Regions from separate parts of the Mus musculus genome. Here region 1 is linked to region 2. Evidence: chromatin loops called from intact Hi-C (ENCODE). Cell type or tissue: heart. All regions are shown on one strand. Links, peaks and the distances in the headings refer to the core of each region. The heading gives the core; the rest is flanking DNA.

Evidence for each region. A loop is a pair of places that touch in the nucleus more often than their neighbours do. Peaks named below come from ENCODE experiments on the same cell type or tissue, not always from the same donor. Only the 100,000 strongest peaks of a DNase experiment are listed, where the experiment ranks them.
Region 1: it touches region 2 in a loop (2.9-fold over the local background); 3 of 42 quality-filtered maps call a loop at or near these places.

Annotation. Positions count from the first base shown.
Region 1 is chr10:14,084,231-14,096,084 of GRCm38, reverse strand. All of the region lies in intron 2 of Hivep2 (human immunodeficiency virus type I enhancer binding protein 2), which reads right to left. Among named protein-coding and RNA genes, the nearest start is that of Gm51759, 37 kb to the left of the region's middle. In heart, for the core only: a CTCF peak has its summit at 6,444 (motif pointing right); a DNase peak (open chromatin) is centred at 9,734.
Region 2 is chr10:13,861,674-13,873,527 of GRCm38, reverse strand. Aig1 (androgen-induced 1) reads left to right here and starts at 4,571. Exons shown (of 6, transcript NM_001347362.1): 1 at 4,571-4,910. The coding sequence starts at 4,770. It overlaps Gm32172 (predicted gene, 32172), which reads right to left and starts at 2,248. Exons shown (of 3, transcript NR_152745.1): 1 at 2,224-2,248. In heart, for the core only: CTCF peaks have their summits at 4,308 and 4,521; DNase peaks (open chromatin) are centred at 4,607 and 6,887; H3K4me3 peaks cover 1,683 bases; H3K27ac peaks cover 1,380 bases.

The sequences.
Region 1 (11,854 bases), core at 2,337-10,336, 220 kb before region 2:
TCATGAGGGGTGTGTGTGTGTGTGTGTGTGTGTGTGTGTGTGTAAAGGGAGGAGGGAAGGAGATAGAGATGTAGGGAGGGGGGAGGGAAGTGAGGGAAGATAGCATTCCAGCATGGCTTGACCTCAGAAGCATTGTAAAAGACAAGTCATTAAAAATGCAACATGCAAGTCCCTCTGCTGCAGAATGCAAAAAGGTTATTGAAGTCGAAATAATCACTTGGGGTCAATATAAGAAACCAAGCTTCATAGAAATAGGGACTAGCAGGTTATTTGCCCAAACCATAGCATTTGTATTCTCTCTAAATTCAAGCGTTTTGTGCAATAGCTAACATTTCTTGCATGTCATAAGCCTCCCTGGCCATAGGATACAGCCATGTTGAAGACTGTCATCTTGAGAATAGAAAGAGAGAGCTATTGTTTTCAAGCACCCCAAGTTCAGCAGTGAATTGAACTAATCTGACCTTTAGGTTAAGAGCTCCCAAACACGCAGTTTTCAGGACCAAGTGTTGCATCAACGGGATGAAAATGTTTCCTAAGAATTCTCTCCACACGGATTTCACAGATCTCTCTCCCAGAGCTAGGTGTGCGTGTTAAATTAAACTCTATATTTAGCAATTTCTGACAGCATCTTAAATTCTTCAGACTTAACAGGTAATATATAAATAGGTAAATACTGCTAACATAGGCTCTGATTCAGTGTCACAACAGCATGGAGAAGGAGGAGCCTGATTTACTGACCTGAGTAGGAACAACAAGAAAGATAGGAAACATAGCTCTCAGGACAGTCAGTCCTCTGGTGACAAGGGATCTATGTCACAGGATGGGAACACACGTGGAGACCTGTAATCTCCATGCATGAAGGGCTTCTAAGATAGGAGGCCACGAAAATAAGAAAGGGTCTCAGGGAGACAAACCTTCTACAAGGAGGCCACCAGACAAGGGACTCAACTGTCTCCTGATCTAAGTTTGCATACAAGGAAACTGCTGCTAAGGGAAGAACAACCTGAAAATACTAAGAATGAACAATGCCCATTGTTCAGAGGGCTAAACCATTTTTCTGCTTCCACAGGCCAGACCAGTAAAGCTCATATTATGTGAGGCATGTATTGGGTGAGCACTGTGAGGGGTCTTGCCCTGACAGTGTGTGTGTGGGTGGGTGGGGGGGGGGGGATCCCAGGGAGAAACGCTGCCTGTGGAAGAAACAAGCTCTTACACACATCTGAACTCTACCCCCACAGAAAGCTGAAAAGGACTTTAGGAATGCAAAAGTTGAGAATTTAACAAGGAAAAACTCTGACCCCAAAATATCAATTATGAAGAGAAATGTAAAAAAAAAAAAGATTCATGTTGAAGGGGGAAATCACCCTATCAGAATCATCCCCAGGCATGACAAAGACAGAATTAGCAGCAAAGGATATTGTACTTGCTTCAATTCGATTTCATACAGTCAAAGAGTAAATATTAGTTATGCTATGTAGTGATGGGAGGGTGTGACCGAGAACTAAACCATACTAACAGGAAATTCTCAAAAGTCAAGACAAGAAAAATGAACAACAGAAAATTGTATATCAATGGAAGATTAAAATCACAGAATAAAGGTTAATGATACGACATGAACCAACTCGAGAGAACTGTTCAAATACATGGCTTACTCACAACCTACAATTTGAGCATATATCTGCTGTGGATTAGCTGTGGTTTGAGTGTGTCCCCTAAAAGTTCCGTGTTGGAATTGGTCCTAGTGCAGCCCTATGAGAGAGAGCACAGTCCAGTAAAATGTCACTGGAGGCTATCATTGTAAGTGATTAACTAAGGTCTCCAACTAGCTCAGAGTAAGCTGTTACCTCCCACAAACACGCCCACTGTGATGTCATCCATACGGATATCATCAGGTAGGACACCAAAACATCAGAATCTGCATCCTGATGTTTGGCCTTCCAGCCACAGAACATGGGGTAAAACAAAAATGAACAAACAAACAAACAAAACCCACCTTCTTTCCTCAGTTAATTTGTTATAGCAAAGGAAAACAGACTAATACAGTATAGACGTTAAATCAGACCAATGGTTCTGAGGCTAAAATGTACTATGTAGTTAGGGATCAATTCAATACCCTAAAGTGAGCTACTTATCTTCTGTTAACAATGTTGTGTAAACTTATTGGTGTCTTACCTTATATTTCTATTGCTGGATATATGCGTTGTTCATAAGACTTTTGCTATAGATCCTTAAATCAGAACCGATACAACATAAGTTACTTTTCTGTTTTAAGAGACTAAGTTTTTTTTAATATTCTTTTTTGAATACTTGTATTTAGTTAGTTATTGAGTGCATGGGTGTGTACATGCGTGTGCATGTATGTGCTGTACATGCGTGTGCATGTATGTGCACAGGTGTGGGAGCCAGAGAATGATTTGTAGGACTTGGTTCTGTACTTTTGCATTTGTGTCCTGGGGATTGAACTCAGGCCTTTAAGCATGACATTCAGTGACTTTACAAACTGACCCACCTCACTGGCTTCCATCAAAGACTCGTATTCTTAAATTTTTAAAATCTACTTTTTAAATACCATCATTTATAACTCTCATTTTCTGTTTTTGAATATTCAGGATTCCAGAAAATATTCACATTCAAGATTTTATGACTATACATGAATATGAATATATATGTACATATATGTCCAACATATTTAATTTCCCTTAAATGTGTTCCTGTATTAGATAAGACATAGTATACTGTTAAACAATTTAAATTTGATGATTTATAAGCCAGATGGCATTTCTATCTGAATGTACCATCATTGATTCAGTTCTTCTTGACCTAAACCATAGGTTCACCTCTTTTAAGTTGTTAACTTACTCAGCAGATTTCTGCAAACAACAACAGAAAGAAACAGTCATCAAACACGATAATCTAGGGTCAGGTAAATGAAAACTATTTTTATACATGTACAGTCAGGTGAGGACAAACCAGTAAGAGCAGACATGAATGGGTGATGGGGAGAGGGCTCAGGGAAGTACAAGACACACTGTATAGAAGAGTTGACCAGCCACCTTCCCTGAAGCACATGTGGAAGGCTCACCTACAAGAGACACCGGAAAACAGCAATGGCCAGAATGCTTATAGCAGAGAAGACAAAGGAACAAGTGCATTCTGGGGACAAATAAACACGGGCATCACTTAAGAACTGATAACTTTGTGAGGAGGAAGAGTGAGATGGGCAAAGAAGTCATTTCTGGTAACAAAAACAGTAGCTCTCAGTTCTAGCAGCTGCAAAGTTTAAGATCAAGACATTGGAATCTGGTGAAGGCTTTCTTGCTGCAACATTGGTTCAAGTGTGTGTGTGTGTGTGTGTGTGTGTGTGTGTGTGTGTGTGTGTGTGTGTAAGAAAGAGAGAGACAGAGACACACAGAGAGACAGAAACAGAGAGAGGGAGACAAAGACAGAGAGACAGAGAGAAAGAAGCACACTCATCCTTCGATAAGGATCTCACTCCTTTAATAATGACTCCACGTCTATAATAACAGCAGTATCCACTCAACACAGCAAATCTCTTATGGTCTCATATACTGCCATTAGGTCCTGCCTCCAAATAATGTGGAACTGAGGACTAGGTTTCTAACACATTGCTTCTGAAAGGACACATTCAAGTCATAGCAAAGCTGCTGGTATTATTACTATATTAAACTCCAAATTATACTACACAGCCATAGTGACAAAGAACACAGCTGGTATTATCACTATACTAGACTCTAAATTATACTACAGAGCCATAGTGACAAAGCCACCATAGTACTGACACAAAAAGAGACACACGTAGACTGATGGAACAGTTCTATCTAGAAATAAGCCCACAGCTATGGCTAACTAGTAGCTGACAAAAATGCCGTGTGCACTTTGCTTTGGTTTAATCCTTCCCCTACTCACCCTCCTGTTTCAGGCTGTGCACCTCTACCCGGGGTTAACCTCCTTTCCACTCTCGTGCCACAGCACTGATCACTCTCTCCACTCTCTTTCCTCAAAAACTGCTTTTTCCTCTCGCATGGTTTGACAAAGATGTCAAATATATAATACACTGGGAAAAAGCAGCCTATTCTACCCATGGTACCAGCCAAGTTGAGTATCTATTTGCACACACAAAAAATCAGACACACTCATATTCCAATTCTAAACAAGGCTGAGAATTTATTTTAAAACCTTAAGTGCTGAAACTCCTGGAGGAAAACTAAGAACAATTCCAGGAATAGGTGAGCATTTTCTGAAAGGACTGCAATGACAAATGGGATTACAAAAAGAATGACAATGCTTCTCTACAGCAAAATAAACAGATACACTACAGCAAGTAGAAAATCTTTACCAGGTACACTTCAGGCAGGGTGTTAATAGCTAGAATATAAAAAGAACCAAATACCCAGAGAGACACAGAAACAGACACAGAGAGACAGGCACACACATATACACACACAGACAGAGAGGAATACAAACAGACATACACACCAATGTTGACACACACATGCACACGCGCGCACGCGCACGTGCACACACACACACACATGGAGACACACATAGTCACAGATACAGGGGAAAGAGAGAGACAGCCAGACAGACACATAAACAGACATAAACAAAGACACACACAGACACAAAGAGAGAGACATAGACACAAATGACTGACATTTTAAAGAGTATTAAACATCTTTAGGCTTCAAGAAAATACAAATTAAAATTTAAAACAACATTGAAATCCCTCTCAGCACAATCAGAAATACTAGGATAAAAAAAAAAAAAAAACACACTCACCTCCAATAACAAAAAACACAAAGCCAAACAAACAAAAAGCATGATGGAGCTGGAGATACAGCTCAGTGGTCGGGAGCACTTGGAAGTTAAGAAATCTTCCAGAGGACCTGGATTCAACTGCTTGCACCAATGTAGTGGCTCACAACTGTTTGTAACTCCAGATCCAGGGGACCTAATGTCCTCTTTTTGTCTCCATAGGAACCATATATGCACATGCTACACAAACATGCATGCAAGCAAAACACCCATATACATACATTCCTTTTTTTAATTAAAAAAAAAAAATGATGCTATGGTAAAAAAGGAACTCTTAGTCACTGCTGGTGGGAGAATTAACTGGAGGCACAGCCACTACAGAAATCAGAAGAGATTTCTTAAAAACAAGACCAAAAAAAAAAAAAAAAGCCAACAAAATACACGTAAGAAGAGATCCACTAGGCAACCCAGATGTGCCACGTCTGAAAATGCTGGTAAAGGACTCCACCACAGGAAATTCGCACATCCATGTTTATTTCTGTTTTACTCAGAACGGAAAGACAAAGAATCAGTCTGGATCAACTGATAAATTAATAATGAGAATGTACTATAGATATACACAATAGAATTTAATTCAGCTATCTGAAGAGAAATTTATAGGGAAATTATTACTTTCCATTTATTTATTTATTTATTTATTTTATTTATTTATGTGTGTGTGGCAGGGGTGGGGGAGTTGCATTTACAGGTTTGTGTGGATGCATGTGCATTTATAGGTACACAGGTGTACAAACCAGAGTACAACTGGTGTCTTCCTTAGTCATTATCCATGTTAATTTTGGAGACAGGTTCTCCCATTGAACCTGAAGCTTACTCTATCAGCTAGGCTTCCTGACCCATGAGCTCCAGGTATCCACCCATCTCTGCACAACCCAGTACGGAGGTTACAGACAAGTGCCAATCTGTCCAGCTTTTACAGGGCTGGTTTTACAAGAGTGCATGCTTGCATTGTTGGCACATTCCTGACTGAGGCTTTTCGCCGGCTTTAGCACTGTAAGTTATTATATTGAGTCAGGTAACCTAGACTCAGAAAGACAGACACTGTATACTCTTTCTCATGGGTCTTGGCTTTTAATCTTTATAGTATGCGTTTATGTGTGTGTGTGGGGGGGGGGAGTTCATGACACTAGAAAGGTGATCAAGAGCGGGAATAAAGTAGCTTTAAGGAAGAGTTGGAGGAAAGGGTAGTAGGACGCATGTAACCTGGAATGGACAGAGGTTAGAGGGGCTGGGCGGGAAAGGAAGATCAACCAAAAGAAACTACATACAAAGTACTAGCAATAAACCCATCACTATGTGTGCTCATTGAAAACCCAAACAGATAGAGCAAAGAAAACACTAATAGGAAAAAATAGTTCACAGAGAAAAGCCAAAGACAGTGGCACACTGATCAGTGAGGATGGAAACGTGTCCATGTTGCTGCAGCGCGGCAGTGGTTAGCGCTCTGGCCTGCAGGGAAGAGAGTGTGCAAGGAAGGGATAGGTTTTCAGACTCAGTGTGTCCTGCTATAACACAATGGAGGCACCAATGGGAAGGCTCTGCGGAGAAAGCCTTCACAGACAGTTCCGCTGATCTGAGTTGGATCGCTGCATCCCACAAGGTGGCAGGAGAGAACTGACTCCTGAGAACTGTCCTCTGACCTCTAAATGCACAATAACTGTAAACCCTAATAAGTGCCTAATAAGTGGTGGCAAACTTATCGGGTACACGCATAATCTTCTTTAAGAAAATTGAGAATCCCAAAACATTCCTTATTTAATCCCAAACCTTTATCGTACTGCTAATCTTCTGAACAAAATACCTAACTCAATTATCTTCATCTTAAATGAAGATTAAGGACAGTGTTTTATACTTCTTCCCCATTGTCCCATCTAGTAATCCCACGATGACATAGGGAAGGCAAAATCTTCCTTTATATCATAGTACATACATTGAGGTCTTTTTACCTGCTTTATATAAGTGTGTGTGTGTGTGTGTGTGTGTGTGTGTGTGTATGTGTGTGTGTGTGACTATACATATATATTCATATTCTACATCAGTCTGGTATCTCTTTTGGAAGACAAGTATGCATGCAGATGAAAATGTAAATTATAGCCTTGAAGATCAAGTTGAGTGCCGTTGCATTTATAATAATACTATCCAAGCACAGTAAAGGAGAGGCTGCTATGAGCTGGGGTTGAGAAGGAAACACTTATGCAGCTGGTAGATGTAAATTAGGGCTTGAAAACTCTGACAGGCAGAGATGAGGCTTGGAAATGCCTGAGTTCAACAACAGTTATGCATCTCAGGAGAGCCAGGGGCTCACGACAATGATTTAATGAGCAAAGTCTCCAACTCTGCTCTTATTTGCCTTCAGTTCGGCCATGACCAGCATGTAGTTTTGTTTTGTTTTGTTTTGTTTTGTTTTGTTTTGTTTTGTTTTGTTTTGTTTCTTTCTTGAATTTCCTTAATTAACTTCTTTAATTACATTGCATAGGCACAAGCCTCTGTAATCATATCCCCTTTCAATTGTTGACAATCTCCAGTTCACTCCACACTCTTAGCACCTGTCCAGATTTCCAGCCTCATTTATGAAGACCTTCCCACCGCACTATGCTCTTCCTACACACCACCTCTTCCCATGTGGTGTTCATGGTTTTCTAGCACTCTGCATATTAGGGCAGACGGCTTCTCTCTCTCAAAGACCCAGGTCGTCCAATACTATCCATTACCCCCTGCATTTTTCTCTCTTACACTAACTTGCCATTTATACCACACAAACTGGATCTAAGACCTCCAACAACAGTAGACACTTTACCCTCCTCGGAAGCTTCCTTGGTTCAAAGTCTCTCGTGCTCAGGACTCTAAATCATAATTTACTGCTTGGAAACAATCAGTCTACAACAGCAAAGAAAAGAATTGGCTGCCATCAGAGATTAAGGCAATCTGATTCTAGATAAATGTTTATTTAAATTCCCTACTTTTTTTTCTCAGTGGCATCAAGGAATATGGAGAAAGAAAAGGGGAAGGGTGGGGAAGAGGTGAGGAGATGGGGAGGGCGAATGATGGGCAAACAGGAAGAGGATTGGGGTCTGCTGAATGAGTCAGGCCTGAGCAGCTCAAGAGGAGGTCCTTGTGGAATGGAGCTGAAGAGTACTGCCTCTACCCTTGAAGGAAATCAACAATCCCAGAGCAAGTGGATCTGTGTGACCTTCAAAAGACATTCCGTCGTAGTAAAACGAAAGCATGAACTTACCTCTGGAGAAAACCTGAATTTTCTCCTGAGACTCAGATGGTCTATATGTTTCAGAAACCTAACAGTGCCTGCCTTTAAAGATCGCTTGGTAATTAGCCAACTGGAAAATTCTAAATAAGGTACTATGACAGTAGTGGCTAGAGCTTAACAAAAAAAAAAAAAAAAAAAAGCACACTTGGGCCCGGGTAGATAGCTCAGTGTGTAAAGTGCTTATTATACAAGCATGGGAACCTAAATTTATTCCCCAGAACTCATATAAAAAACTCACAGTGTTAGCAAAGACAGGAGACTCTCTGGAATTGCTAGTCAGTAAGTCTAAGAGAATCAGTTACACCGAAGGTCCTAACCTCGGTGGAAACCTTAACTGGAAAAAGCCAGGTAAATGGCAGTGAGAAATGAAAGATTGTCTTCGGGCTGCACATAAGCATGCACACATACATGTATACACCTCCACCCCTTCCCACAAAAACGCTTGGCTGCGGCTCGGTGGTAGAAAGCACACTTTCAGAACCCCATTCTTACTTATTTCACTTTCCCTGTAGAGTAATGCTTTGTTCATTCAGAGATGACAGGCAGTTACCATGTAGTAACAACCCCAGGGTCAGACCTAAATTCTTCCACTTCCAGCAAACGCTGGCCCCTTCCCAGCATTGTGTACAGGAAGTGCACAGTATCTTTAGTACTAAGCTGGACTTTATGTTGAGTGTGTCTTACAAAAAGAGAAATAAAACTTTACCAATAAGTGTAAGATCACTAAATTCACACTTTTCCATGTGAATGGTGAGAGCTAACATAATTTAAGAGTAAAGAATTATCTAAACCAGTAGAGGAACACCATGGGCAAAATGTGTATGTTTTAGGTACCCGGAGGAACTGCACAAAAAAAAAAAAAAAAGGTATATTAAGAAGTGACATTTAAATTAGATCTCAAAGCACAGATGAGGACATAATAGGTAGATCAAAATTATATCTATATAACTTTCATCTATCTATTCATCTGTACCTCATAATTAGATAGATAGATAGATAGATAGATAGATAGATAGATAGATAGATAGATAGATAGATAGATAATACTGATATAAATAATATAGATAGATGTATTTAATAGATGGTAATAAAGATGTACTGGGCCTGGGTTATTTGCCAGGCTATAGAGCTTGATTTTCCTCTACTGCCACCACTTGAAGGTGACACTGAAGAAGACAGCTAAAGAGACATGGCATAGTGTCCACGAGAGACCCTGCCTCAAAAAGATAAGGTGTATGTATGACACTTGAGGTTGCTTTCTGGCCTCAATGCAAACGGACACACTCATATATACAACCAGCCCCCACACATACAAGTCAAACACACATGAAAAATGCCCATGAGAGATTCCGTTTCTTCTATAAGAAAATGCATGTCTTATGTAACAAAGAAGATTAATACATTCAATTAATAATGTCATGGCTTGAGAAAGAGACACTTGCGTGGCCCTTACCCAGGTTTCTAATAAGGACAGGATGCTAACAGTGAAAGGACCATTTAGAAAGCTGATTTCCTTTCATCGTGCCTGTTAAGTGTTTACTTAATTCACATCCTGTGTGACCCTATGGGAAAATTTTTAACTACTGCTGGGGAAATCCCATAGGGTTACGCAGGATGTGAACTGGGCTTGTGCTGAACCACCTTCAGCTTGAAAAATAAACTGGACGAGGTGAGTTTCACTTTCTGTTTGTCATAAATTCCACACTCTACCTCCTAAAGTTCACATTCACAGAGCATCGGCCTCTCTGGATGGCAGGCCAACAGAAGGCCTGCGTTCTCACTGGATCTTTCAAATAAAACTTGTAGAAAGAATATTCCTGTTCTACAAGCGGCACAAGAGGCAAGTCAGTGCCGTCGATCAAAGGCAGTCAGTGGAGCACTCCCAGAATGCTCCTGCATACCTGCAGCACACACAGGCCAGCTGCGCCTTTCCAGTTCCTGTGAAGAATGCACAGCAAACCACTTCCCCTATAGAAAGAAAGAAAAAAAAAAAAAAAAAAAGCAGCCCAACTTACTTGCTGATGGAAACAGTGTCATACTTTCCACTGGCCAAGCTTGAAACCATTACTGATTTAACCTTCATTAATTTTTCCACAACGATTTGCAGAAATGTCAGGAAGCAGCTGTATGAAGACTGATTAATTATCCTTATCATGGCTACTTCGCCAGGCACTTGTACCCCCCCCCCCCACTCCTATTGATACATGTATGTGTAGAAATATCTAAATATATATTCTAGCATGAAAATGAAAGTCAGCCCTTTGTCCTCTGTTGGTTGAGATGGGTGGTATGGGATGTGTTACTCTGAAAATCTAGATTGATCTGCGCTGTCTTTCAAGGGCCCAAATCTGGATCTGGAGGCAACCCCATGAAATTTGGGACAGTAGCCATGAAGGAAAAGCTTGCTTCCTGCCGATTACTCAGATCTGTTCAAACAGACGCTAATGGATTCATGTCTTAGAGCAACACTGCATGTGTTAGTCAATCACAGAGGCTCGAATTCACTTCCGAAATGTGAATTAGAAAATCAAATGCCCTTTCTCTACTTTTTTTTTCAACTTTTCTTTCCTGCCTCATCATTTTAGATTGCAGGGTACCATCTGTCTCACCCCATCAAAGAACACGCTCTGCATGCCTGGCACAGACGAGGGAGCAGCACACCTCACAGCCCCACGTGTCAACCGCCGAGCATCGTTAAGGCAGGTTCGCCACCCAGTCTGGCCATCTGGGTGACTGGTTCAAGCAAGTTTGGCTTCTCGGGCAGCACTAATGTCAAGTAATACTCAGGAAGATAAACACTGGCAAACTTATTTTCCCTCTAAGACACAGGAATGTAGACAGAAATGTCAACGTGCACCTACTAACGCTGCCAACTAGAAAGCTTCAATAGCAAAGGCTTGTCACATCCCTGAAATACGAAGACAGTCCAAACCTGGCACCTTCCATAACAACTCCAATTTTAAGTAAGAACCTGTTTTTCCTGCCCTCATACTAAAAGGCAATAAAGTGGAACAGGCTTAGAACCAAATGACAACAGTATCTTTCAGAGAGACGGGGAGAGGCCCTCCTAAGACTACATAGACAACACCACAGACCATCCAAAGGCTCCCTTCTTACAGACACACTCATTCCGCAATCCAAAGAAACCCTGGTGTACAGCACTGATGTAATAACAAGAGGCATGCGACATCCAGGCCAGATCATGCGGATCTGGGCCAGAATATCAGCTTTGAATCATATCCCACACTCAATGAACAAATCATAGCATCAGGTGAACTACCTAACCTCTCTGTGCCTCACTTTTCTAATCTGTTAAATGGAGATAAAAGTAATGGCTCCATTAGAATTACTTGGTGCTTTAAATTGGCACCATTTACCACCTTTAAAGTGGCCACCTTTACCAGGCCATTAGGTCTGTATTTTTCAGTTGATGTTTCTGACTTAAGATTCATCTAAAAGTCAGAGAGACATAACATGGGAAGAGTTCCTGAATTCATTTAAGCAAGCTCATTGTATTTTTGAAAAGATGTGTCAACCATAAGGGAAGACATGCATAGATTTGAATATGCCCATTAAAAATGAATTAAATAATCTGGGGTTAATAACTTTTTTTATTGGTACTAGTAGGACAAGCATGTAATGATGGGTGACACTGGGGCAAGCACTCCTGAAGACTGTCACAACTCATCACTTCTGCTAGGCCTAGAAAGCGCAGGCAGGAGGAGCCATCAAGACCTGCATGGGCATGGACTT
Region 2 (11,854 bases), core at 1,207-9,206:
GCTCATGACTTTAATCCCAGCTCTTGGGAGGCAGATGCAAGTGGATTTTGGTGAGGCTGAGGCCAGCCTGGTGTACAGAGCAAGTTCTAGAAGAACTAGGACTATACAGAGAAACAGTGACGTGAAAAACCTAAAGATAATTAAAAATAAATAAATAAATTTCCAAGGACCAGTCTGGGCTTGGAGAGGGGTTCTCAGAGAAGGGGTGTCTGGGAGCGGTGAAAAAACGACTCAAAGTCAAATCATGGGTCACAAGACGACGACGGCCTATGTCCTGCTCAAGAAAGCTTTCCAGATTGTGCTCTATGTTCTGCTCAAGACAGCTTTCTCTTGCTATTCTAAAAACTCTATGGATGGCTTATTTCTTGCAGATCAAAAGCCCACTTTTTTATTTACATATCAATGTAGTCATTATTCCATTTGATTATCCCACAGATCAGCATCCCATGACTCCAGCCCCTTGATTCTTAGGAAGAGACAGCAAACACACATTTTTTTTTAACATTGCAAAAGGATTCAAAGGTCTGCTTGCCTTTGTTAAGCACAGAAGATAATTTAGCGGGGGACATGCCCTGAAATGACCATTCCAATGTTGCCTGGACCTAAATCTGCTCTGCCCAGGCTGTCCTTGAATTTTCAGAAATCTGCCTGCCTTTGTACTTTCCTGTCTTTTATCTTTCTGACAACCTGGCTCATAGTGCAGCTCTCTCTGTTCCTTTAGATCTGTGAAGCTCCTTATATAATTCATATTGCGTCCTTATGTTTTGCATAGTTTGAAAAATTATATACTTGCGAACTCATGTTTTTAGAGTTCTTTCCCACAGCCTTGAGGGCGGTCCTAAAGATCTCAGCAGTTACCCTTTTACAGAGACATTAGCCACACCCTTGATTCCTGGACTTGTGCTGTCTCTCATTATCATGGAGTCATTAGCCTCAGCTGAGAGAACATTCATCAGAGGAGGAATATGAAAATACATACATTATTGTACAAACAAGGCTTACACCCCAGCAACCACCTCTTGAAGGCCCACACCCTGCTGCCTGTGTTCCAGGGTTGGGAACCACGTCATTCTGTCCTTTACATGGCTAAGACAGACTCCGCAATAAATAAATAAAGTTAATGTTTAGGATGCAAATTTTTGCATAGGTTATATGTTACATCCAGTTGCCTTTTGGCTTTGTAAAGGCTGACAGGGAGAAACAAGACCATTCCTTCTCTTTTTTTCTGGGTGGGGATAATGTTATAGTTTATGTTTTTATAATTTTAATATTGTAAGTATGTTATTTTTATAATGAAGGAAAAAGATGTAACTCAAAGGTTTCAAATTTTCCCATTGGCAGTTTTCTTTGGGCAAATAATATGATATTCTGTTGCTTTGAACCTCTTTTAATAGGTTTGTTATTATTATCTCTTTAATAGGTTTGTTATTATTATCTTTTAATAGGTTTGTTATTATTATCTCGCAACTTGCTAATGCACATCATAATCTTTGTCTGAGCTTCTGTTTTATGAGGACGTCAGTTTCCAATTTTTAAGACATTTGATCACTGTTAACATTGAGAGGAATTCTGCTGTGTGCAAACCTCCTGACTTTTACCTTTGTGGTATGGATAAATGTGAAGTGGGTAGATAACTTGTATATATATATATATATATATATATATATATATATATATATATATGTATATATATGTATATATATATATACCCCAACTCTGCTAGAAAATGCTTATTTAATGTCAATGCAGACTCATTGGTTATTGTAAGGGCCTTGTGAAGGTTTGTATACGCTTGGCCAAGGGAATGGCACTGTTGGGAGATATGGCTTTGTTGGAGTAGGTGTGGCCATGTGGGAGTGGGCTTTAATACCCGGTCCTAGATGCCTGGGAGTACTCTGCTAGCATCCTTTAGATGAAGATGTAGAACTTCCAGCTCCTCCTGCACCATGCCTGCCTGGATGCTGCCATTTCCTGCCGTGATGATAATAGACTGAACCTCTGAACCCTGTAAGTCAGCCCCAACTAAATGTTTTCCTTATAAGACTTGCCTTGGTCATAGTGTCTGTTCACAGCAGTAAAACCCTAATTGAGACAGGCCTGTTTCTGGATCTTCTTCCTGGATTTCAGGAATGTGGTGATGTGTCAGCCAATGTCTTACACACACACACACACACACACACACACATGAATAAAGAGCTAGTACCAGGTTTTAGACGTACTTACCTCAGAAAATCTTCAGCCTCAAATCGAAAGCGCTCACGTGACTGGAAGCTAAAGCACAGTTCTGCAGTCTTTGCTGCACATTCAGCATGTTTTCAGCGTGTTCGGCATGTTCGGCATGTTCGGCGCGCTTACTCAGTTATAAAGCCCAAGAGGGCAGGTGCTTTCCTCCTTTCACCTCTCTAGCTGTACAGCGGTGTGTAAAAAGGAAGAATGAGACACAGCAGACATTTCTTCCGCACATTGACCCTGGAACTCTTGAAATCCAGTGTGGAATCATGTAGGTACAAATACATAATCTGTTTCATAGAAGGAACAGCATTTTGAGTGAAGTTTAAAGTCCATGCCATATTGTCCTTGATACATTGAAAATACAATTAATATTCAGGTTACTATCACCCCACAGAGAATACCTGTCAGTCATGACTAAGATGCTAAGACATGGACTAAAAAGCAAATGAGAGGGCTGGCTTAGTGATTAAGAGTACTGACTGCTCTTGCAGAGGATCCAAGTTCAATTCCCAGAACCCACATGGCAGCTCACAACTGTCCGTAACTCCAGTGCCAGGGGGCGCAATACCCTCAAAGACATAAATGCAAGCAAAACAGGAAATGAGAATTTAAAAAATATTTTATAAAGCAAAATGAAACCCATTGAACACGCTATGAAAATATGATCAAGAATCTCAAGAATCTGGGATTGACATTTTTAATGAAGCACAATTTCAGCCCAGGTTTATATAAAATGTTCCATTATTAAAAACACAAAATCATCTCACAAGAAGATAATCAATCAAGATAATGAAAGCAAGTCTGTTAAAATCGTCTCAAAACACCCCTCTGGGGATTGGCAGGGAGAGCAACAGAACTCTTGATGTCATAGTAATTATTCAAAAATTCTCCATAGTAAACTCTTAAATAGCTTCATAAAACAATACTTTATAATTATGGGAATGGGTAGAAATCTTGTGAACTACTTTCTCAAATGTAAAGTAGGAGGGTTGTATCAAACTTTGTAATATCACATCACTTTATAAAACTTCATTAGGCCCAAGTGAGAGGGCTTCAGTAAATTCATTTTTTCTTGTAATTATATGAACATTCATTAAGGACACACACACACACACACACACACACACACACACACACACACACGCAAATAGATCCTGTTTAAACATGAGTATGAACTCATAAATTCTGAGTGAAGAATGCTTTATGCTAGTAATATCATCTTGTGATTTCAGTTTCTTTCAGCATAATTATGTCAATTAAAAAGACCTAGTGGCTCTCTTCCCTAGTGGAGTGGAAAAAACTACGAGTCGGATTTGTTTGCTTCTCTTTACCTCTGAGACTATGCTTTCCCCTAGACCTTCCCACCACACCCTCTGACTCAGAGACTATTTGAATGGGACACCTGTTTTGAATGGATCCACAGGAAATACTCATGTGGTCTTCTCATAACCGGACCCTTTATCTGGTTGGTTGAAACATGATCATGATTTAAAAGAAAACAAAAACCCTACTCTGCCCACAGACTGTTGCAACTTCCCTGTGACAACATTTACTGGAAGGCTGAGGGAATCCAGTTTATATTTACTTTCCTCCCATTCAGCTCTGGTGCGGTAGTATAAGGGAGGTGGGTTGGGAAATGTCGAAGTGCAAAAGGAATTTTAACTCCGAAAGATTTGTATTAAATCACACATGCGTGGGTGAGGTTTACATCCTCCGGGTGGTTTGACTTTCAAATGGAATGCTGTCTCGTAGCAGTCATGGCAATCAGCACAGATTTCTATTTATAAAACTTGCCCTGGTCAGTAATTGCTAAAGTAGCTTGCCATCAAGCCTCATGACCTGAGTTCGATGGAGGGGACTCACACCTGAGCTGTCCTCTGGCCTCCACGTTTGTCCTGTGGTACATGCATATACCCACAAGACGTAATAAAAAGTTTAAAAAAGAATTTGTTCAAAGCTCGTGCATACTGATAAATTATTAAAGCCTTGTGAAATTTATAAGGGGCTTCACAGTCATAAATGCTCATTAACATTAAACCCTCAACTGAATCCTAAGTAATGGGTGTCACTGGAGGGGGACTGTGTGTGGCTTTACACGTTCTGACCCCATCTGGTGCCATGGCAGCCAGCACCAGCTGCCCGGGGATGCCGGGTCCGGACCGGTTCGGTCAGGTCCTTCCCGTCTGGAACCGTGGTTGCCCGAAAGGCGCTCCCACCTTGGAGGCCGGGGGGGGGGGGGGGGGGTGGACCTCGCGGACCGCCTAGGGGGCGCCCGGCCGGTACGACGAACGCCGCTGCAGAATGACGCAGATGACGCCAGAGATGACACCAGGCCGCCAGCTCGCGTAGGCTGCACTGCCGCCCCGCCCGCGCAGGTCTCCGGTGCGCTCGGCGCCGCCACTGTCCCCGGGGACGCGCCCCGCCTCCTGCGCTCCGCCCCTCGCCGCGCCGCGCCCCGGTTCCCACGGCGCCCGGCACCGCGGAGCAGCTCGCCTGCCCTCCCCACGAGCAGCCCGGCGGGGCCAGGCCGCGCGAACATGGCGCTTGTCCCCTGCCAGGTGCTGCGGGTAGCAATCCTGCTATCCTATTGCTCCATCCTGTGCAACTACAAGGCCATCGAAATGCCCTCGCATCAGACCTACGGAGGCAGCTGGAAGTTCCTGACCTTCATTGATCTGGTAAGGCCGTGGGCTGCACCCCCGTGTGCGTGCGTGCGTGTTTGTGCGTGTTTGTGCGTGTGTGCGTGTTTGTGCCTGTGTGTGTGTCACGGGAGCACCAACGCGTGCTGGCCACCAACAGCCACGCTGGGCTCCACTGAAGGCCTGGATGCCCTTCTCACCTTTACCTGGTAGGTAGAGGAGGAAAACATGGGAGTACAGCCAAACGGGCACAGGCCTGCTTCTAAGAAGTGACCAGGGAATAGGATTGTGCCACCAAAAGCATCTGTTGGCCCCGATCATGAGTGCCCTCAGATTAATTCTCCACCGAAGTGTTTTCCAGAACCACATGCAAAGGTAAACTTGCAGCACCCAAAGGAGACATGAGTATTGTCTGGTTCCATGGAGCATGGCTTAGAAACACACAAACACACCTCCTTCCGGAGGAGGGAAATCGCCCCATAGGAAAAAACCCTTGCACATGTTTTTCTGCCCACTGTCAACAATTTGTTTAAAACTCTTTCTAGAAACACTGAGAGAGCAGTTCACGGTGAGGCTCCACCTGGCAACTACTGAACTTCTAGTCGTTCACATTGAAAGCCTGCAGTTTGTGTAATCATCTGTTCTGTTGACACGTGATAATTTTAAAGAGGAGCAGACAACGATAATTATTTTTAAGTTTTTATACCTTGGGTACCGAAAGCACTCCTGTAGATAATCAGAGGGCACAATGCCTTGTAATGACTTGGGGTAGGTGTAGAGCTTTGAAAAGTCACCAAGACTAAGTCATAAATACATTCAAAGGTTATCAAACAAGGGTCGTGTATGGAAACACAAGCAATTAAAAGATCACGGAGAAAAACATACAATCAACTCCTGGAACGCAAAGACTCTGAGGTTATGCATAAGCTTGGTGCAATCACAAGGTTGGCACAAATTTTCTTGACCCTCCACTTTGACAAATTTGAACCTATTTGAATATCGTTCCGTCGGTGTAAGATGCCTAAAGAGATACAGGTAGATGTTTTCAAAAAACCTTCTATTTTCAATATATAAGATATACGCAACTTTTCCCACCTGCCTCTAGGCAAAGGGCTGCCTGGTGTTGCCTGCCTGAGTTGGGCTTTTCAACTTCTTATTGGAATTAACTTCCGTCTGAATATATGCATTCCCTACCAGCGTCTTTTTCCTCCTACTGTCTGCCCACCTGAAGAACACATGATAGGACTTTGCTCTCAGCTTCTTGTAGCTTTCATATAGATGGCTAACTCTGGGAGTACCTGCCTGGATGGGCTGATTGGCTAGTCAGTGGAGACTGGCTTTGCCAGATGTGTGGTACAGCAAGCAGATGTTCGCATATACAGAGTATACTCAATCTTCAGTAGCCCCAAGGCTCTGATAGTTATGCATAGAAAGCATTTAGGATGCTGACAAGTCACCAGGAATCTTCTTAAGAGTGAACTTAAATTAGTGATGCCCACATACTATTAAAAAAAATGTGAGCTGGGCGGTGGTGGCACACGCCTTTAATCCCAGCACTTGGGAGGCAGAGGCAGGTGGATTTCTGAGTTCGAGGCCAGTCTGGTCTACAGAGTGAGTTCCAGGACAGCCAGAGCTACACAGAGAAACCCTGTCTTGAAAAACCAATACCAAAACCAAAACCAAAACCAAAACCAAACAAAACAAAACCAAAATCCAACCAACCAAACAAACAAACAAAAAGTGCCTAGGCTTTCAGAACCCTTTGGGATGCAATGCGAGCAGAACTCCTTTTGTATCAAGGTCTTCTCTCATTCCTGAATCAGCTCTTCCCCTGAGCTGGTCATTTGAGTGTGACCGAAGATGGAGCCATAGCTTTTATGAACACCATTCCTCTGGGCCTTTGCCTTTCATGGTTCTTGTGGGGGAGGAGAAAGCAGGTCACTGGGTGAGAGGTCATCAGGAACTGGGGGTGTAGGTTAACTCAATGCTTTACATTGGCATTGGCTATTATGGATTAGAAAATGAGGATCACAAGAAACAATCTCCCCCCACTAGTCCTCATGTGACTTGAAACGGTAGTAGTCAGTTTGGCAGGCTGCCATGCCCTTTCTATTTTCGTATGCAATTGTTGGACCCATTTATAATAGCACTTAACTATACAGATTTTCTCCGGGTAGCCCAGTATTAAACTCAGGTTTGAAACTTCATTTCACTCTTACGTTTTAGCCCTCTGTTTATCTAGAGTCTTAATCCAGTCATTCAAACTTGTCACAGTCTGTGGCTCCTGGTTGAAATGGAATAATTACACTTAACTAGTAGTTCCTGAGAGAAACTACCTCTGAAGTATATTCCACAAATCATGCAGAGCCTTATTCTTCTATTAAAGGCTTAGAGTCCTTGGAGCACTGTACAGCTGTACAAACAGCCGATCTGTCAGACCCCTGTGAGGACCTGAAAAGAGAGCCCTAATGGAAGCTACCTGTATAACTTTACATTCCTCTGTGTTTTTAAATGGCAGTGAGTAAACTTTACCTACTCCTACTGGGCAATTTTGATGATTCTAAGCAGTTTTCAAAGAGGGCCTTTGCTTGTCACAATTTTTACAAGAAGGCCCCATTTCTGGCCAACTTGCATCGCAAGTGAGGCCACTAATCACGACGGCCATGGTTAGGATCTAGTTCTGTGGCATCAGCTGACTTGAACAGGACTCAGGAAACTTGGGTGCGTGAAGCCAGGCACAGGTGGTTATGTGGTGGTCAAATCTTTCTTTGAGTAGGAGAGCCATCCCAGCAGAATCAGAGCTGGTGGTCAAAAGCTGAAACGTGGCTCACTGCTACTGGTAATCTTAGATTGTTCTTCCCGAGAATTGCTTTCCTTAGTGTGGAGAGACTGCCAGGGAACCAGAGTGCCATGGGAGACTTCAAGTTAGCAAGTGGAAAAAGACCACCTTGATGTGGTAGGGAGAACCGTGGGACCCAAATATTTCCACATCTTAAAGCGCAGAATCTCTTGACTGTGTTAGGTTAGTGGGCAAGAGAGGAAGTAAGACAGTTTAGTTGTTCAGGAACATGCAGAATACATATTGGTTCAGCACACACATGAGCCCTCTTAAAGGCAGAATAACAAATCGGGAGAAGACCCAAAACGAGGAGGATGTGACCATGGGAGTAAGTGACAAAGTGACACTGCCATTGCTGGCTGTGAGGATGGGGGAGGGGATTTTCAAGCCAGGAAGGGGCAAGGACTTGGTTTTCCAATAGCATTTATGCAGGGTTTACAGATCTGCTGAATTCTAAGTTTTATCTCAGTGAAACCTGTTTTGGACTTCTGACCTCCAGAGCTGTAAAATAATACGCTTATATAGTTTAGGCCACTAACCTGTTGTAGCAAGTTACCAAATGGGGAAGAACATTGCTGGCTGCAGAGTCTCTGGTTTAGAGAAAACATCCCAAGAGGCCCGTTCATTGATTCAGCCACTTAGGCATATCAGAAAATTGCTTTTTTTTTTTTGGATTTTTTATAAACATAGGATTTTACCTGCTTCTTCATGTGGGGTATGCATATGTGGAACAGTGGACAGTGGAAAATTCTATAAAGATTAAGCCACATGGAGAAGACAAAGTCTTTTCTTTGCTCTGAACTATCTCTGAAACTACTGCTATACAAAACATATACTGGCTAGTTTTGTGTCAACTTGACACAGCTGGAGTTATCACAGAGAAAGGAGCTTCAGTTGGGGAAATGCCTCCACGAGATCCAACTGTAAGACATTTTCTCAATTAGTGATCTGGAGGGGGGCGGGGCAGTGCTTTGTGAGTGGTGCCATCCCTGGGCTGGTAATCTTGGGTTCTATAAGAAAGCAAGCTGAGCAAGTCAGGGGAAGCAAGCCAGTAAGGAACATACCTCCATGGCCTCTGCATCAGCTCCTGCTTCCTGACCTGCCTGAGCTCCAGTCTTGACTTCTTTGGTGATGAAGCAATGTGGAAGTATAAGCTGAATAAACCTTTTCCTCCCCAACTTGCTTCTTGGTCATGATGTTTGTGCAGGAATAGATACCCTGACTAAGACAACACACTAAGCCAAAAGGACTACTCTGAATTGTAAATGGGCTGGAAAAGAAATTAAACAAACATTTGGGATATTCTCTTAGTCAATGTCATTACTGATGGATTTTCTCCAGATGATCTGGGCTCATTCCTATATTCACTAGCTGTACGATTCTTCTTCAACTTACATAGTGATTATTCCCAAAGATAATTAAAACAAAGACTTAGAAGAAATCCAGGATAGATTAAACCACAGGCAACTGTGTTGTATAAGCCTGCATGGTAATTCTTAGAGCAGTAGGTAGGTTCTTAGTGAATGTCTGAATAAGCAGAAACAATATCTTTGCAAGTAGTTAACGAGTGTTTTTTTTTCCTTGTCTATTCTCCTCCCAAAACATCAAAGCCCCTTTTAAAGTGTTTTGACCCAAACATTATTTACATGTGCAATAAAATGTCTAACACAGGAGGCAGAATCGACTTCCTGAAAAACACGAACTGGATATTTGCCATCAAGATTAGCAATGACGTTGGGTTCAAGTTTGTAACAATAAACAAATAATAAATAAATAAGGTCTGATATTCTCAGCCATTATGGTTTTGTTACTTATCATTTTTAGAGTTATTTCTTTTTTTTCTTATTTTTATTAGGAATTTTTTTCATTTACAGTTCAAATGTCATCCTGAAAGTCCCTTATACCCTCCCCCTGCCCTGCACCCCAACCCATCTACTCCCACTTCCTGACCCTGGCATTCCCCTGTATTGGGGCATATAATCTTTGCAAGACCAAGGGTCTCTCCTCCCAATGATGGCCGATTAGGCCATCTTCTGCTACATATGCAGCTAGAGACACAAGCTCAGGGGGTACTGGTTAGTTCATATTGTTGTTCCTCCTATAGGGTTGCAGACCCCTTCAGCTCCTTGAGTACTTTAAAAAAAATTATGTACTATTATAAGTACACTGTAGCTGTCTTTAGACACACCAGAAGAGGGCATCAGATCAGATGGTTGTGAGCCACCATGTGGTTGCTGGGATTTGAACTCAGGACCTTCTGAAGAGCAGTCAGTGCTCTTAACCACTGAGCCATCTCTCCAGCCCCCAAGAGTTATGATTTCTTAGGGCCGTGCCTTGCTCATTAGTTTTATCTGGACCTTTCATACAGGTGTTGGGAGACTGCTGTCTTTCACCCCCTTGCTCAAAGTGTGAGTGAGGACCGGCATGCTTAGTGCTGCACTAGAACTTAACTATACAGATTTTCTCTTGGTAGCCCAGTAATTTTTTCCCTTGCTGTGACAAAATACCTCCAACAAAGGACTTGGAAGGACTAACAGTTTAATTTGACTCCCAGTTTGTGGGGATACAGAACATCATGAAGGGGGAGAAATGTCAGTAGGCACATGAAGCAGAGAGCAAAACTTCAAGGCTTACCACTATGCACACATTTCCTCTAAGGAGGCCCCATCTCTTAAAGTTTCCTTTAACATCCTTCCAAAACATGACCAACTGGTGGGGACCCAGTGTGCAAACATGTGAGCCAATGGGACATCCAAGCCTCAACACCTTTGCAGCCAGAATTAGCATCTTAAGAAGATCATCAGATGATGTGTGTCTATATTCTAATTTGATAAATGATGCTGCGGACTGTAATTTAATGTGGAATGCCTGCAGATAGTAATTCTGAGATAGTAATTCTGCATACTTCCAAACTGTGCTTAAGGTGCCTTAAACAATGACATAGTTAAAACATGTAAAACGTTACAGTTTGAAAACAGAAGCGAAAAGATAGGTACCATACATCAAGTGGTAGGCTACTTATTCCCTCTGAAGAACATATTGAGATAATCTTCAGGGCAGCCAAGACACACAAAACAATTACATTGTCTTACTGTTCCTAGAGATGGAATAGTCAATGTGTAACATCGTGCCAGGGAGCAGTCTCCTTTCTTGGGTACTTACTTGTCAAGTCTGATACTTATATCATCATATTTAGCACACTAGTAGCATGATAGACAACCTCTTTTTAATATTATAATTAAACATTCTTTTGTTTGTTTGCTTTGTTTTTGAGACAAAGTCTCACGGTGTAGCCTGGCTGCCTTTGAGCTCAAGAAGTCTGCCCCCCTGCCCCTCCCACCCCCACCCCCACTCCCATCCCCCAACCCCTTTCTTCTCAGTACTGGAATTAAAAGCACGTGTCACTATGTCTGGCTAATTAAACATTCTTTGGCTGGATGCTTCATAATTTTATGAGGGACCAGGGCAAGGTCTTATATTTTATATGAGTGAAGGGACTGAGTCCGATTATTTTGTTGTTATCATCGTCTCTTTTATTATCTGTCACGAAAAGAATTTAAGAAAAACCATAAGAAGGGACAGAGTAATAAACGCTCCAATATGGAAGATCTTGCGTGGTCTGTTCAAACAACAGGAGATGATTGATCCAGTGTTCTTGGATATGTATGTATGTATATATGGAAAGGAAAGGAACTCCTTAAGCGCACTGCGTTTCACATTTTTGTTAGTCGTATGTTCGCGTACATACTTATCAGGTGCCTACTTGACCGCAGCCCATGGTATCATCTAAAAGGAAATGAAATGTCTTGGCATTCTGTGTTTGTTTCGTAACCATGGTGTGTTCCTTAGCCAGCCAAAGCCACAGGTGCCATGTGGAGGCCACTGGTGCATCACTACTTGCGGAACAAAGTTAGGTGTTTCTTTGTCTTTAATTCTCTTGGATATTAAACAGAGCATGTAACTGCATGGTTTTCTGCAGGGCACTCAAATGTGTGTAAAAATCCAGGAGAGGAATCCTTTGCCTTGCCTTGCATTGACCTCTTCTCTCCTCCCCTTCCCTCCCCTCCCCTCCCCTCTCCTCTCTCTCTGCCTCTGTCTTTCTGTCTGTGAGTGTCTCTCGCTGCCTTGGTCTGTCTCCCTGTCT